Linked DNA regions of Mus musculus: region 1 is linked to region 2. A link is a loop called in an ENCODE intact Hi-C map of the cell type or tissue named here. Cell type or tissue: left cerebral cortex. All regions are shown on one strand. Each heading gives the region's core, and the rest is flanking DNA. Links, peaks and the distances in the headings are about the cores only.

What was found. Peaks named below come from ENCODE experiments on the same cell type or tissue, not always from the same donor. Only the 100,000 strongest peaks of a DNase experiment are listed, where the experiment ranks them.
Region 1: it touches region 2 in a loop (4-fold over the local background); 6 of 42 quality-filtered maps call a loop at or near these places.

Annotation. Positions count from the first base shown.
Region 1 is chr10:89,742,172-89,750,169 of GRCm38, forward strand. It overlaps Uhrf1bp1l (UHRF1 (ICBP90) binding protein 1-like), which reads left to right and starts at 2,820. Exons shown (of 21, transcript NM_029166.2): 1 at 2,820-3,117. The coding sequence starts at 3,074. In left cerebral cortex, for the core only: a CTCF peak has its summit at 3,195 (motif pointing left); DNase peaks (open chromatin) are centred at 2,809, 3,275 and 3,670; H3K4me3 peaks cover 2,111 bases; H3K27ac peaks cover 1,200 bases.
Region 2 is chr10:90,041,128-90,049,125 of GRCm38, forward strand. It overlaps Anks1b (ankyrin repeat and sterile alpha motif domain containing 1B), which reads left to right. Exons shown (of 27, transcript NM_001359241.1): 3 at 1,419-1,575. Among named protein-coding and RNA genes, the nearest start is that of Anks1b, 170 kb to the left of the region's middle. In left cerebral cortex, for the core only: CTCF peaks have their summits at 2,318 (motif pointing left), 2,870 (motif pointing left) and 4,618 (motif pointing right); DNase peaks (open chromatin) are centred at 2,308 and 2,876.

The DNA.
Region 1 (7,998 bases), core at 1,173-6,172, 300 kb before region 2:
ACTGCTTGGCTCATTTTAAACTTTAAAATTAAGTTTGCATACCATAGCCAAGTTAGATTTGACATGTGGGTTATATGTTCATACAAATTAATATATCTCAACTAACCAGTAAATAAATGGTATATAAGTGTCCTTTTGGATATATGGTTTTATAATCAAAGGGCTCAAAAAAGTTAAAATGCTAAAGATTAATTGCACCAATTTTTCCCTAACTTTTGCATACACTCGTGTGTACTATGAGTACATATAAACTAAAATTTTTAAAAATTTACTTTTATGTGTGTCATGGTTTGTATATTCTTGGACTAGGGAGTAGCACCATTTGGAGGTGTGGCCTTGTTGGAATGGGTGTATCACTGTGGGTGTGGGCTTAAGACCCTCACCCTAGTTGCCTGGGAAGACTAGCAGACTTTGGATGAAGAGATAGAACTCTCAGCTCTGCCTGTGCCATGACAGCCTGGATGCTGCCATGCTCCCACCTTGATGATAATGGATTGAACCTCTGAACCTGTAAGCCAGCCCCAATTAAATGTTGTGTTTTATAAGACTTGCCTTGGTCATGGTGTCTGTTCACAGCAGTAAAACCCTAACTAAGACAATGTGTATTGGTGTTTTGCCTGCATGTATGTCTGTGTGAGGGTGTCAGATCTTGGAGTTACAAACAGGTATGAGTCACCATGTGGATGCTGGGATTTGAACCCACTTCCTGTAGAAGAAGAGCCAGTGCTCTTAACCACTGAGCCATCTCTCCAGCCCCTATGCTAAAATGATGAAGGCAGGGAGCTGCTGTATTAGAGTTATTATGACTCTGTAGGAAGTCCAGGGCAGAAGAAAGGTGTCTGTGGGTGTTGGCAGTTTGAAGTACACTAGACTATCCAGTCTGTACTGTGCTCAGAGGCTGTCCGAGCCTCAAGAACTTCCTTGTGTTCTGTTGCTCTATGTTTGTTTGTCCTAATAGTTCATAATCAGGGCGAAGCAGGAGGTTTGGCTAGCCTTTCTTTGCCCCTCCCCACACCCTATGTTTGGTTTGTCAATCAAATGTTACTTTTAACATTTATTCCTCTGCAAATACAGCTGATTTCCACCTAATCATTTCTAAGAGAAGAAACTTCAGGTCAACTGAAGAAAAGGGTTGGGCCGGGGGATAAGGGATGTTATCTTACTGAATCAGAGACTGGGGACAAGGGATGTTATCTTACTGAAGCTCAGAGACGGAGAGGAGCAGGGTTCTGGGCAGAGACTGGGAATGAGTCACCCAGCTAGGGACAAGACCTGGCTGGCTGCAGGCGGCCTTCGCTAGTCTAGTAAGGCTCTGAAGTACAACCCATCACTGTCATGCCAGCTTCCAAGTAGGAGTCAGTCCCAAGACAGGCATTTTTATGAGTTGTTATGGATCCTATGTCCAAGTAATAAAATCTTGGCTTTGTAGTTATTTTTATTTTTTTATTTTTTCAAGAGAAGGTGTTGCTAAGTAGATCATGGTGACCTCAGACTTGTAGCACTCCTCCTGCCTCTGTCCCCGAAGGGCTGACATTACAGACCCATGTGTCACTACACCCAGCTTGGTTCCCTTCAAACAGCTCAGATTGCTTTCATCCTTGCACAGTATTTGTGTTAGCAGATTCTTGTTACCCTGGCATGCTTCAAGCATTGTGAACTCTAATGCTGCTTCTTCCCACCTCAAATGGCTACACTGTCTCTCTCTCCCACCTGTTTATGAAATATTTTAGTGATTTATATCTTTTTCAAAACCTGCTTCTACAACAGGTGGCCAGACAATATGGCCCAGACACACCAACAGTACCTACTAGGGCCCCTACCAAACCATCCCTAAGGGCAGACACTATATTTTAAAGATGATTAAAAGTGAGGTTAACGGCTGAGAGAGCTGGCTTAGCAGACAATACACTTGCCATTCAATCATCAGGACTTGAACTTGAGTCTCCAGAATTCACATGAAGCCAGAAGTCTGTAATCCCAGCACTCTTTAGGCAATATGGGAGAGGCAACAAGAGACCAACAAGAGGATCCTAGGAACCAGGTAACCTGGAGTACACAAGTAGCTGTTGAGGAAGAGATAGAAGAAAGTGAGGCACTACACCCAGGGCTGTTCTCTGACGTCCCCTTGTGTGACCAAAGTCACATTCATACATGAAGTGAAACTAAAGCTGAAAACAATCTTTCCAAGTTAACATAGCTAGAAAATATTAGAACCAGGACTTCATTTTGGGCATTCCATTTCAAAATTTCTACTAAGTGTGTCTATGTGTGTGTGTGTCCAGAGGATAACTTTCAAGGGCAGTTCTTTCCTTCATGGTGGTTTGGTCATCAAGTTCAGATCATCAAGCTTGCTTGACAAGTACTCTTGCTGGCTGAGAGCCATCTCACTGGCTCTAGACTTTCTAACTTCTAGGTCTTTAGGTATATTCGGTTAAATATGACATGCTGTCAATTTTACTTCCTTTAAGGTTAGACCAACGAATGGAAACATTAAATTACAGCCGTTAGTCTAAGGGAAGGATCTTGGTAAAAGAAACTGAGATTAAAAAGCTGAAATGGCCAAAAGAATAACATAAACAGAGCTACTTGTAGAGCAGAAAGTTGAGTTCGGAGGAAATGAAGAAGCAAGACTAGGATGTCAGCGAGAGAGGCACAGACAAGATGAAAGGGATGAAGAAAAGATGAAAGCCCAAGTACCAACTAGGAAAGGGCAGCGGAGGACCTAGTGGGAGTCCGAAGTAGGCAGGGCTGAAGATTCCCGGAACTCCCACAGGTCCCGCCCACCTCGAGCTCGCTCCGCCCCCCCGACTCCTCTCCCCGCCCCCGGTCTCTTAGGTGATGCTGCAGCCAAGATGGCGCTGGCGGCGGCCGCGGCGGCCTGAGCGTCATGCTTCGGGCTCTCGGCGGCGGCTGCGGCGGCTGTGGCCTCGGCCAGGCCCTCGAGTCTCTTCTGAGAGTGATCTCTCCGGCGCTTCTCCTCCGGGCCGGTGAGGCGGGACCGAAAGAAGACTGCCGCGAAGTGAGGAGGCTGTGAGGAGCGACAAGAGAGCGGCGCTCCAGCCCGGCGGGCACCATGGCTGGGATCATCAAGAAACAGATCCTGAAGCACCTCTCCAGGTCAGCGAGCGCTCGGGGCCGGTCCCGTCCGCTGGCCGCCGGTTCTCGGGTCCAGGTCGCAGGTTCGGGCTCTGCCGGTGCCGCTGGCGCCCCCGACCGGCCTCCGGAGTCACGCGGAGGGCGGCGGGGCTCGGCGGGCCGGGGTCTCCTCCTCCGCCGGGGGCCGCTCCTGCGCCGAGGCTGGTGACGTCCCCGGCGTCACTCAGGTGCTGGGTGGATGGGGTTGGGCTGGGACCCGGTCCGGCTCGGAAGCTCCCGGGGCTCGGAGCCGAGCGGCTCCGTTAGCCGAGGACTGGGGTGTGTGTGTGCCAGTGAAACGTTAACCTTGGGATTGTTCTCGGTGCCCCCTACCTGGCGTCCCCGCTCCGCTGCACGGGAGGGTGTGCTTGTTTGCACAGTTCGGATTTGTTTTAGGGGAAATTAAGCAGGACTTCTCCGCTTCGGCCAGTTCTCCGTGGAAGTCGTTTTCAGTCCCGCATCGCGTTCGTTCTTGCTGCAGAGTTTTCCGATTTTGTTCCGCGACCCTTGAGTTCAGGGAGTTAACGTCCCTGGTGTTTAAACCCCAGACGTGTCACTCTTTCCATTTCATAACACAGTTTTAGTCAGAAACATGACTCAGTAAACTGGCAGTTTGTTACTGCTCTTGGCTTCTCCATATTTGTCTCAAGAAACAGGCTAAATGTAGGACCCTGTTCCAAGTTGGTGACAGAGAATTAAAAGCTCTTGGTTAGGATCTCTTTCTCTCCTCTGTTATTTGTAAGTTAATGAATGCTTTTAACTGATTAAAGGAACGTTCTCAGGTTTAATGATAGACTTGTATAGTAAACATGTCTTCATTTTCTGGATATGTGTGTGTGTGTGTGTAATACATATATATATATTACAGTTGAGAACATATTGAACAAAACAATACTATGATTCAGCAGATATTTTCCTGACATTATATCTTTATATTGAATAAAATTTAATACACACAGTATGTATACATAAAGTATCAAACTATAGCAAAGTTTGTGACCGTGTGTTTGGTTCTTAGTATCACTAATTAGAGAGAGAGAGAGAGAGTGAGTGTGTGTGTGTGTGTGTGTGTGTGTGTATTTAAACAGGTTAAGTAGCTCAGGCTGTCCTGAAAATAAATCTCAGGCTACCCTCAAGTTCAGTGTCATCCTGCCTCACCTTCCTGAGTGCTGAGATTACAGGTCTGTGCTACCATGCTTTGTTGGATTTTTTTTAATTATATAGATAGTGCAATACTGAGTCATCTTATTTTGAATAATGTTTATTACTTAGGGTGAGTCTGACTCATGAGATACACTTCGCCCTTGCCTATTTCAAGAGCCATAAGAAAATTCAGATCCATAGACACTGATTTTATTGCCCTTTTCTCTCCCAGGGATAATGATACTGTACCACTCTGTATGCCCAAAAGAAAATCTAATTCAGTCGATAAGTGCCTTAGGGCATTATCCTTTAATTCTCTTGTATAAGTCCATTTGGGAAGACCTCTTAAGAGCAGGCGTGTAATGGCTTACTCTGCCACATAGATAACTCCCACATACTTAGAGTTAAGCCCTTAGGATTACATTATAATCTTCCTGATTTCTTACACCTGTGTGGTAAATAGTAATGAGCATTTCATTTTAAATCAGAAAGTTTCTAAAACATAGCATTTTCTTTCTTTTTAAATGGAGAAACCATTTGTAGTTTTTTTTAAAGATTATTATATTTTTATTTATTTACTGTATACATCCAAGTGTGCACATATGTGCCTGATCCAGTCTATGTATGGAACATCTGAGGATAACTGGTGCTCACCTACCACACCATGTGTGAGTTGGAACTCAGTTTCCCAGGCTGGGTTAGAGTGCTGGCCTAGCATGAAAGCTGCCCTGAGTTCAGTGCCTAACACCTTATATACCTTATAAAGCGGGTGTGGTGACAGATTCCTGTAGTCTCAGCGCTTGGGAGTTGGAAGCTGTCAGATTTAGATTGTCCTTGGCAGTAGAGCCTGAGGCCAGCCTGGAATGGTGGAATCCTCTGGGGGAGGGCGTTGGAACCTGTACCATCAGAGAGAGGAAACATTAGGAAAATGCCCAAGTTCTTCCAGGCTCTCCTGCAGGGACTCTTCCAGGAAGAAGTCTGTCTAGAAAAATAGAATGGTCACACTGAGTGAAAGTTGAGATCTTAAGATTGAAACTGGCAATTCTGGAGGCTGGCCAGGACTTTGGACGTTGGCATATTGGACCAGTGAGGAAGAGGAACTGTTTTATAAGAGACTGACATATGCTTTATGCTTTAAGTAAGCGCTGCTTGGTTTGAGTATTATAAGTCATCTTATAAGAAACATCTCTGTTTCTTGCCTAATGTTTGTTTCCTTAGTGCCTCTTGCTTTAATGAGAAGTTTGTAGACTTGACTGATCTGAATCAACTTTGGGGTGTGTGAAGAGAGACAGGAAGAGGTTAGAAGTGTTATATTTTAGGGGAAATGAAACATGAAAAGCCTTTGAAAGAAATTACCCAGATTTTTTTAGGTCAGCACAGGGTATGTGTTGAAGGTGGTTATAGGGGAATCCGTCCCCCCCCCCCCCCGCCCCCGCACCCCGTAAGAGGATAAGAAGTTCTTTAAAACATTCATATATAAGAAAGGAAGATGGAGCAGGAACTACCTGTCATTTCACCATTACACCTTTTTATCTGTTGCTCTGTGTCTCTCTGTACATATGTGTGTAGGTGTATGTGCAGGGAAAATGTAGTTGAAGTTGTTGAAGATCTGACCACACACCTGAGATAGTCGGAAGACAGGCAGGGACAAAAGGTACACATTTAATTAAGCTGGGACCTGCAAAGTGATATGAAAGATCCAAGCACAAATACTTGCCTCCCATCACTTAGCCTCAGGACATAGTATATGATACACAGGTTTTTCTGCAGATTAGGAGTTCACTTGGTAGACTGTACCTCATGGGGTGGAGTCTCTGTCCTGTTTGAAGCAATGGTTGTCAACCACTGGAACTTTGTTCCTTTGGCAATGGTTTTGATTATTGTGACTTGGAAGGTTGTCACCTGGTAGGTAGAGGCTGGGGATTCTGCCCAACACTATCACGCACACCCAGCACAGACCTCTAATATGAAATCACATCTGGCCCAGATGCCAGCAGCCGAAAGGCTGAGGAACTGGTTTCAAATATGTAGATGTGTATCAAATGATGGAGCTCGATAGCTTTGCTGGCTATGGTTATTTTGTCTGCAGGCAATAGAAATGTGTCAACTTAAGTAAAAAAGGGAAATATAGTTGAAGCTGTTGGGTGGGTCACAGATTCAGAGGAAGATCTGACCACACACCCTGAGACAGGTGGAAGACAGGCAAACTCTTTGAATTTCCCTGGGCCTTCATCTTAGAGCAAGGCCTGTCAATTTCAGATAGTAGACTAGACAGTTCTTTGCTGTAGAGGATTCCTCTGTGCAGTGTGGGGTGTTTAGTATTTCTAGGAATTTCCAAAAATTCCCTAGGGGATAAAACTGCAGCTGATTGTGCAACTTTGGAGTTAGGACTCTTACTCTCTGATCTTTCCTGCCAAGTTTTAGATTCTTGGGAGAGAAAAATTTTATGGCCCAGTTCTAGCTATTCATAGATTAGTTTGTCGTGACAAAGAGTGGAAGGATGTCTTAGTTACCTTTCTATTGCTGTGAAGAGACATGACAGCCGAAGCAGTTTATAAAAGAAATCATTTAGCCGGGGACTTACATTTCTATAGGATGAGTCTGTGGCTGTCAAGTCAGGGAGCATGACAGTAGGCAGTCAGACAGAACACTGGAGCTTAAGTGTGAGGCAAGGAAAGAAAGCCATCTGGGAATAACATGGACTTTTGAAACCCCAAAGCCCGCCCCACCCATCCCCAGTGACTCACCTCTTCCAGTAAGGCCACACTTCCTAATCCTTCCCAAATAGTTCCACCAAGTGATGATCAAGCATTGGGAGTGTTCACATTCAATCCATCACAGACGGCAAAGATCTGGCTATGGAGAGAATTATTTTGAATTGAGATTGCTGCTCATGTTGGTGTCAATAATAGGCTTAGCTAAATTAGATTTTCATGGGCTTCGTTTGCTGTGTTAAGGAAACTGAACTTCATACCTGGGTTGTGGCTGACTACTAATAAGTAATTCCAGCTAACAGAAGAGTATAGTTAGTATAGAAGTCTTGTTTGTGGAGTCTGGATCCAGGAACAATATCTAAAGGCTAAATATAGCATCCGCAAATGGACTTGGAGTAACTTATGTACTGGAAGGATGCTGTATCCTTCAGAACCTAGTATCTGTTTGTTGCTCTGTGTTTGGAGAACCAGATTTGGAAAGGTTCTGGGTCCAGGGCAGCTCCAAGGATGGAGATAGGAGAGACAACCTGAATGTCTCAGTGTGAGTTGTTTCATAAACTAAGGGGAAAGGACAGTTTGAAAGGGTGAGTGCAGGCTTGTGGGTGAGGTGCCTGCTGCACCACCATGAGGACCCTCTTTCAGATCCCTACCACCCACATAGAACCCTGTGCAGCAGCTTCTGTCTTTAATCCCAGGGCTGGGAAGGCTGGGAGGTTTCCTGGAGCTGGCCTGCCAGTCTAGCTGAATCGGTGAGTTCTGTGTTCAGTGAGACAGTCTATCCCAAAGGTAAAAAGGAGAGCGAAGAAGATATCAGCTGTTAATGTCTGGCCTCCACATCTGTGTGCATACATGTGCATCCGTCACTTTCTTAAGTAACTAGATCTCTATTCAAAGACCAAGTTTTCACATGCTTTTTTGTTGTTTTTGTTTTGTTTTGAGTCAAGGTCTTGCTGTTTAGCAAAGCTTTGCTTGGAACTAATATTAAGTATTCACTGTGTGTGTAGGA
Region 2 (7,998 bases), core at 1,615-6,614:
AGTACAACCAGCTCTTGAAAGAGATATTATTCATGTCTTATTTTCTCAGAAATCTTATTAGAAGATGAAAGTTTCTGAGAATGCATAAGCATATTTATAACATAGTCTCTGTTTTTCTTTTTCTCTTAATCACAATTTCATGTATGTTGCAACTGTATCTGGTCGATAGGCTACATTTGGGGCAGTGGATTTAACCATTTACTGTTATTTTGCATTGTATCTGTTTCTTCTGAGGTATTAGGATTCTAACCTCATTATTTTTAGTTGGCCACTTAGTTTTTCTTCTTTACCAGTCTTAGTTTAACCTCATGAAAAAAATTAAATTTAGATCTTTCTCTTATATTCATTCTTTCTATTGGTAATTTTTTAACCCTAAGGATTGACTTTAGTTTATAATTGTAATATTCAGAAGTATTTTTTTGCCTGCCTTTACACATGTGTATGTCTGGAGTTTCATGGAAGGATTATTAAAATCTGTGTCTCTGTGCAGCCAAGTGAAAATGTGACTATTGTTCAGAATCACATTTTTGTATTATTTTATAGGAAGCTCAGTATAATATTTAGTAATAATTATTATCCAGCCCTTCTTGAGGTTAATTCAATGAAGGTTTCCACTCTGGAAGTCTGGTGGGGTTTAAATATAGAAGTCTGCGGGTAGCATGGGAGCTGTACTGGGGATTATAGCAGAGATGGAAATTCTCTCTTAGATGAATTTCATTCTGGGGACCACTTCCTGGGCTCCGGGGAGAAAGAGGAAGACAGGATGGATCGTATATTCAATCATGTTATGTGCTGTTGCTGTACAGCTACCAAATTCTGGCTTTTAATAGTAATCTAGTACTATAATCATTAGCTCCCTTACCCACGTACCTAAATTTCTCTTTTGTATACATCTTAATTCCTTCAGCCTAGTTCTCTCTAGAGGTGATATAGAAAACACCTAAATTAACCTTGGCACTTGATAACTTTAGTTTCTGGAACCAGGGAGTTTGCTTATAGCGTCAGCTTTTACTTCAGGTTAACTTTCAGACACGCGTTATCATGAAACATAACAAGTTGATGATGTAACTTTTGATTGCTATAACGAAATTGTATATATGTACCAAATGCATTCTATTAAGTAATTTTATTGGTTAGTTAATGATCTGGGTATATACACAACCATTTGTGCATGTGTGTATGAGTGTGTGTGTGTGTGTGTGTGTGTGTGTGTGCATGCCTGCATGTATCTTGGGAGGGCTTTGAGTATTTTCTAAGTAAAATGATCTTAATCCCAATTTTAAATTGTAGTGCCTCAAATGACTGTTTTAAATGCCAGCTAGTCTCTAATAAACGACCCTAGCTGTCTAATAAAGTCTGTGTTGTTCAGCCTGTTTTCTTTTCTGTTGTTTCTTTCCTTTCGTTTACTTCTTCCTCAGGGACATAGTTCTCAAACTGCTGCAGTACGAGGCATCCACCAATGTAGCAGACAACAAGGGTTACTTCCCCATTCACCTGGCTGCCTGGAAAGGAGACGTGGAGATTGTGAAGATCCTCATCCATCACGGACCTTCCCATTCCCGAGTCAATGAACAGGTGCACCCGCCGAATGCTTGCTCATGCTGTATTTTACTCTCAAGTTTTGCAAAGGCAAAGCCACATTGAAAAACTGATCGCTTTTATCTTTACTCTGCCAAAATATCATTCTACTGCTGAATTTCCTAAAGGAGAAATATGCACAGTTCTTTGGATTTGGGTATGATGCACAGGCTCTGTGGGTTTTGGTATCATGCACAGGCACATTTGGTATAAAGATCTTCTGTTAAAAAGAAAAAATCCCACATATAGGAAGTAATTGTAAAATTTTTGCCTGCCTTATAGAACATTCATTTTAAGTCTATTGAATATTTAAAGATGGAATGATATCTATGTTAGTATGAGAATTATTGTTCCTTTAATAAAATTATGAATGCTAAAGTAAAGTTTATAGCGATCATTTGCATGTTTTCCATCTATATAGCATTTTCATAGTTAACACACTTTTTTGTGGGGGGAGATGTAAAATACACTGTGCACAGTTTCTAGTCTCTCTAGTCTCAAACTTTCTTCTAAACATGCACATGTGAGACAGAGATGTGTAGAGTGAGCCGAGCACCACAGAGAATTATAATGTTAGCTATCTAGAGTCAGAATGGTAACAAGAACATAATATCTGTATTACAAACAGTGAACGGATTTAGAAAGGAATTCAGTTCTGAGCACTAGAACAGACAAGAGTGCATTTTTAGAGAGGGAAATATGGCCTCGTGATACAGTGTAACAGACACCTTGAGCTCCGAATGCCCCCTACTGTTCCCATTTTGTAAAACTATATTTGAAAACCAGCGTGCAGTCCGGCAATTGAATTATAGCCATAGTATCAGCTGCAGTTGGCTGCTGTCCAATACCAATGTAAATAGATCACTGAAGGGCAAGAGTTTCTAATTAAAGGGCAATTACCACAGTGTTCAAATAGCTATAGATTTCACAGACCTTTGCCTGAAATAAAGAGTAAATAAGAATAAAAAGAAACCCTAGCTTTAAACAACAAATGTAAAAGAAAAAAAAATTCACCCAAATGAAATGTTGAAAAGGCCAATCAGCAAAGAGCATTTTATTTGTCAGAAAAGTATCTCATTAATTTTTATGACAATAAAGTTTTGTGTTTGTATAGTTGCAGAAATGTAGATTTTTCCAAATCAGGACGCATTCAAGTATTTTTAAAAGTGACAGATAAATGGCTATCTTTATCATCATATCATGCTAAAAGGAAATTTGTGAGAATTTTATTCTGTTCCTGAGATACCAGATCTTACAGCATTTACAGGATGAGCCATCTGGTGGTTATTCTTAAAATTGTCAGCATGGCACACAGCCAACCTGAAATAACAACGTGGAAAAAACAACCCAAGGTTAAAGAAAAGGTTGTTGATTTACATAAACAAGATGTTTTTTAAATGACACTAAAATAAGAAACATACAGTGTACATTTATATTTGAAAGCTGAAAGTCTTAAATGGTGTCTTGGTATTTGTGTGAAACACTTGTTTTTGGTAATATTGAAGATTAATCAAATTATGAACAAATTCCTTTTAAGAAGACTGGAAGTAGAAATTCTCTTTTTCATTTCCATTACCATGTGCTGTGGTTTGGTTGTCAACAAGTTGAACACTTCTTAAGACTGCTTTGGTGGTAGTGGTGTCTGTCTGTGCCTGTGCATGCATGTGCGTGAGAATGTATAGACCAGTGTGTGTGTGTGTGTGTGTGTGTGTGTGCGCGCGCGTGCACTAGTGCACATGTAGTTGTATGAATGTGCATGCAGAACCTGAGGCAGCTGTTAGTCCTCAGCCACCGCCTGCTTTGTTTGGGAACTGAGCTCACTGATGAGAGTTTCGGGCTGGCTGATGATCTCCCTCGGCACTAAGAATACAAGCCTGTACCATCATGCCTGGTTTTTTGTTTGTTTGTTTGTTTGTTTGTTTTTTGTTTTTTAATGTGGGTTGAGAGGCTGGGGCTTAGCATCTAACCTTTAGCATCTTAGCATCTTAGCACCTAGCCCTTAGCATCATAGCATCTCAGCAGCTAGCAATTGAGCTGTCCTCCAGTGCCATCTCAAGACTTTTCATCCTAAATTTGTCCTTCCATTTTAGACCAATACCCCTGAGAGAGTCAGAAGTGCAGACTTTATTCTTATAGCAGTAACTTGAATTTTAGCTCTCCCCTCCCCCTCCCCACAATGGTACAGAAATGTTTTTATCTAATTAGAAACTTTTATGTATTTAAACAGTAGCAGGAGGAATGAAAATCAACATTAATGATGACTATGGGAAATCAGTCATTGTTCTAAGTACTTCCACCTGCACAGTGTTCCTTAATTCCCGATGTTACTTAATAATTGGAAGTGAAATTACCTTTCCTATTTTATAGCTGAAAAACAGAGTTCAGTTAAGCTAAGTAAATTGGTTAGGGTCGCATGCTTCTGGGTGACCCGAACTGAGACTTGAACTCTGAGTACAGGGTCTTACACACTAATGCTGCCTTCCTAGACCCTGTTACTTACAGTTTCCTGTGACAGGCAAGCCACGGCATCAACATTATCTTACTGATTCCTATCACAGCCTGGTAAAGTAGGGATTATTATGGCTGCTGTCTGGATGAAGCCATGACCTTAGAGAAGAAGAATATGTCCATCTTCTTCTGTTAAGACATGGATGCATCTGTTAAGACATGGAATCAATGTTTAAAAAGGTCCTTAGCCAATTACGTAGTCATGCATGGCATTGAAATTATGCCTTTTGGTCAGTGTTCCACTGTTTCTGAAGAGGATCTTTGACTTCATATATGGTTGTCCCCTCATCAGGTGTCCAGTACCCCAGGTAGAAACCTCTGTCCTAATATTCCCATGCATCTCTTCAGATTTTTTTGGGGAAAGCATTTGTAAGCAATTTCACTTCAAAATGCCTTCATTGTTACTTGGGAAAAGTGCCAATGTTTATATCACGGTTTATGAATCGTCAACAGACTTCTTTTTTAAAAAAGATTTGTTTATTTATTACGTATACAGTATTTTGCATGCATGTATGCCTGCATGCCAGAAGAGGGCATCAGATCCCAGGATAGATGATTAGGAGCCACCATGTGGTTGCTGGGAATTGAACTCAGAAACTCCAGAAGAGCTGAGTGCCCTTCATCACTGAGCCATCGCTCCAGCCCCAGACTTCTTTTTAAAATAACATCCCATTTACTGCTTTAACCATACATTTGCTGTGTTGCTGCGTAGTGTCAGGGACTGTTTGTCCTTCTGTGTCTCACTCCACCGTTTTTGTTTGGGGCATCCCTTTTGTGTTCTGGGTCATTCAGTGACATAAGGATTGTGTAAAGGCAAGCTCTGCTGTAGCACCTTGGATCTGATACATGAGATGATCATTAAGTGTTCCCGCCAGGAGAGACACGGAGTGGAACAGCTCAAGACCTCCTCATGCTCAGATTAGCCCATGATTCAAAACTTACAAAGTAGCTCTGGAAGTTTCCATTTAACATTTCAGACCTTTGCTGAGCATAAGGAACAGAGATTGTCCATTTCGATATTACTGGTTGGTACATACGATAAGCGTTAATATCACCAGTTAGCAGAACATGTTTTTTTTATGCTGTAACATCAACTCAGGTTTCCTACCGAGCTTATAAAACTTCCAGATAAAAAATAGTACAGAGTCCATTTTAGAAAAGAATTTGGTCAGTCTTGTGTTTTAATTTTTTTTTTAAACCCTGCCTGATATCTTTTGGCATATGAACCACACCTTGTGGTCATAGAGAGGACAGCGTTCTTACATAAAGATAACGACCATTCAGGAATCTAGTGAGTTGTGAATGAGGGCTGTGCTAAGGCTTCCAGGTGGATCCCGTTCCCCATCCCATTCTGTACAAAAGCCTCGGTGCAGAGGAGGATCATGGCAGAAAACATGGAAGGACATGGACACAGGAATACACAGGGAATGCTAAATGGGGTAATGGATTTGGTAGGGAGGGGCAGCCAGGGAGAAGTGGAAAGCAGGGAGGGAAGGGTGGGTGTGGGTAGGTGGGTACATTGCTCATATATGAAGTTGGTCGCAAACGATGAACAAAGAAATAAATACAAGAAAGGTAAACTCTGGTACTACGTGGAAACAATGAAGAAAGAATGGCATTATTTTTAGTTCTTTGCATGTTTTGTGTGTTCTGTGTACATCCATCTTACCCCCCCCTTACCCTGGCCTTATTTTTCTCTTTAATATACTACTGGGGCAAAAATCCTTGTCTCCAAAGGACGTTGTCTTTGGTATTTGAACTCAAGTCTTTTGATAAATGGGGCTTGTCAGCTGTTTTCCTTCTGTTATCCATTGTCTGTAAGTGGTGTAGTAGTAGTCAGAGGCTACTTATTTGGTTAAAAATGAAGAATTCAGAACCTTCAAAGACTGTTTTCTCTAGATGTACTAGCGATTGTTAATCAATACACCTTCATAGTCTACCCATTTAAAATTACATGTTTCTTTCTTGGACCGTTATCGAGCCTGACACAAATATGTAATCTTGCCTTTTTAAAGACACTGCAGTTGTGTGGTCTCCGCTGATAAAAGCCCAAGCATGTGTTGATTGCGGATGAAAAACCTGTGAACATTGTCTCCTAAGTAGGTCTTTAATGATGGAGATAATTTCTCCTGAGATTTGAACAGCACTAATTTGGTATTATTAGAAGGACTTACAATTTTCCTCCTATTCTCTAGGCTAAGGGCTGTGGAAAAGTAGAGAGATCTTTGAGGGCTCATTACTTCATAATTGGCCTTTCTCTTTCTCAGAGAGATATTACAGTTTGAAAAATGGGATTTAGCCCTTTTTAGACCAAGGGGAAATTGGACTGGCCAGGGAGCATATTTTTATGTCATTTTTTTTATGTGTTAGAGTAATAAGCCTGGGCTTCTGATGAAGCTTGGAGAACATTCAAATTTAACAAAGTAGGGAGTCTGAGACTATATGTAGTCGGTCTTTATGAACAGGGACAGAAATGAAAGTAAAACATCTAATTAAACATCTAAATGAAGCACAAGGTTAATTCTTGTACAAACAATGCAAGAAACATCTTCAGGTGGATTCCCTCCTGCCTGTCTGACCCCAACTTTCATCCACTGTCTTTAAAGAGTGGGCTTGCTTGCTTGTTTGTTTTTAACTTCCCATTGTCCTGCACTGATACTAGACACACAAAATAAGAAGCCCTTCCTCATGCACGCCATCTCACCCCTTGGCTCTTCTTTAGGTTCTCAAATCTTTCTTCTAGCTGCTTAATGTACTGGTTTGTGTTTTCCTTTGATCCAACACAGGCCTTCTTTTTTTTGTTTGTTTTACTTTGGTTTTGGGGTTTGTTTGTTTGCTTGTTTGTCCTGCAAGGTAAAGATGTGCTTGAGTTTAAATTGTCTTTTTCCTTTTTGTTTCAGTAGGGGCTACCATATCTAAGAGGCAGCTCCTCCTAGTTCAGTGAGCTTTGGGTGAAATCTCTGGAAGACTTGAAGATACTTTCAGAGCTTCTTTGTCAGCGTAGTGGCAGATGGAGGCAGCGAGAACTTAGGCTTTAGGTTTTGTCAGGTACCAAAAGGTCCTTATCTTCTTAGATGTAGTGTGACTTTTTTTTTTTAATTTTTATTTTAACTTCCCTACCCATGAAGTAAAGATGTTAATACCAAACATGTAAGATTTCTGTAAAAGTTAATAAGGAAATGCTTGTAAAAAAATTGTAGTTGTTTGGTGAGTGTTTAATAGGTACCACTGCTATGTTGGAAGGTCCTATGTGGTAGTAGTTCAGACATTGGGTCTGGGCTACTTGGTTCAAAACCTGAGCTACATGTCACTTCCCATCACTGTCTTCAGTGGGACCAAAGCAGCTCTACAGGTGATGCTAGAGCACTGGCAGAATGTGAGCTGTCAAGTGAGTCTTAGCTGCTCGTGGGAGGTGATTCTACCGTTCCACAGGCTTTGGGAAACACGGCAAGGCTTAAAGCACAAGCTCTAACTTGATGCTACCCTTACACACCACGGGATGACTGCGTAACCGAAAACCCACTGTTCAGTTATTCAGTGCCTTACTTGCCTCACCCAGCAGGTAAGCATAGTGATGGGGGTAGCCCCCATCTTATAATGGGGGCTGCGTGAGTGAATACATAAAATGGAACTCTGTCTGGTGTTGAGCATTCACTGTGAGGATGGCTGTGCTAATGGCAGCTGATCTTTCCCTCTGGAGCCTTAATTGAGATTCTTTCACTTGTGCAGTTAGCACTTCTGGCTCACAGTTCTCCCAACCGACTCTGCCGCCTCTGGATACAGCAAGACCCCCATCTGCTCACACCAATTGTCAAAATTGTCTGATGGCTTGATGTGCCTCGTAACTGAATTCAATTTTTTTTTTAAATCTTGTTAAAGTTCTAGGAAAATGTCATTGTTTTTTTTTTTTTC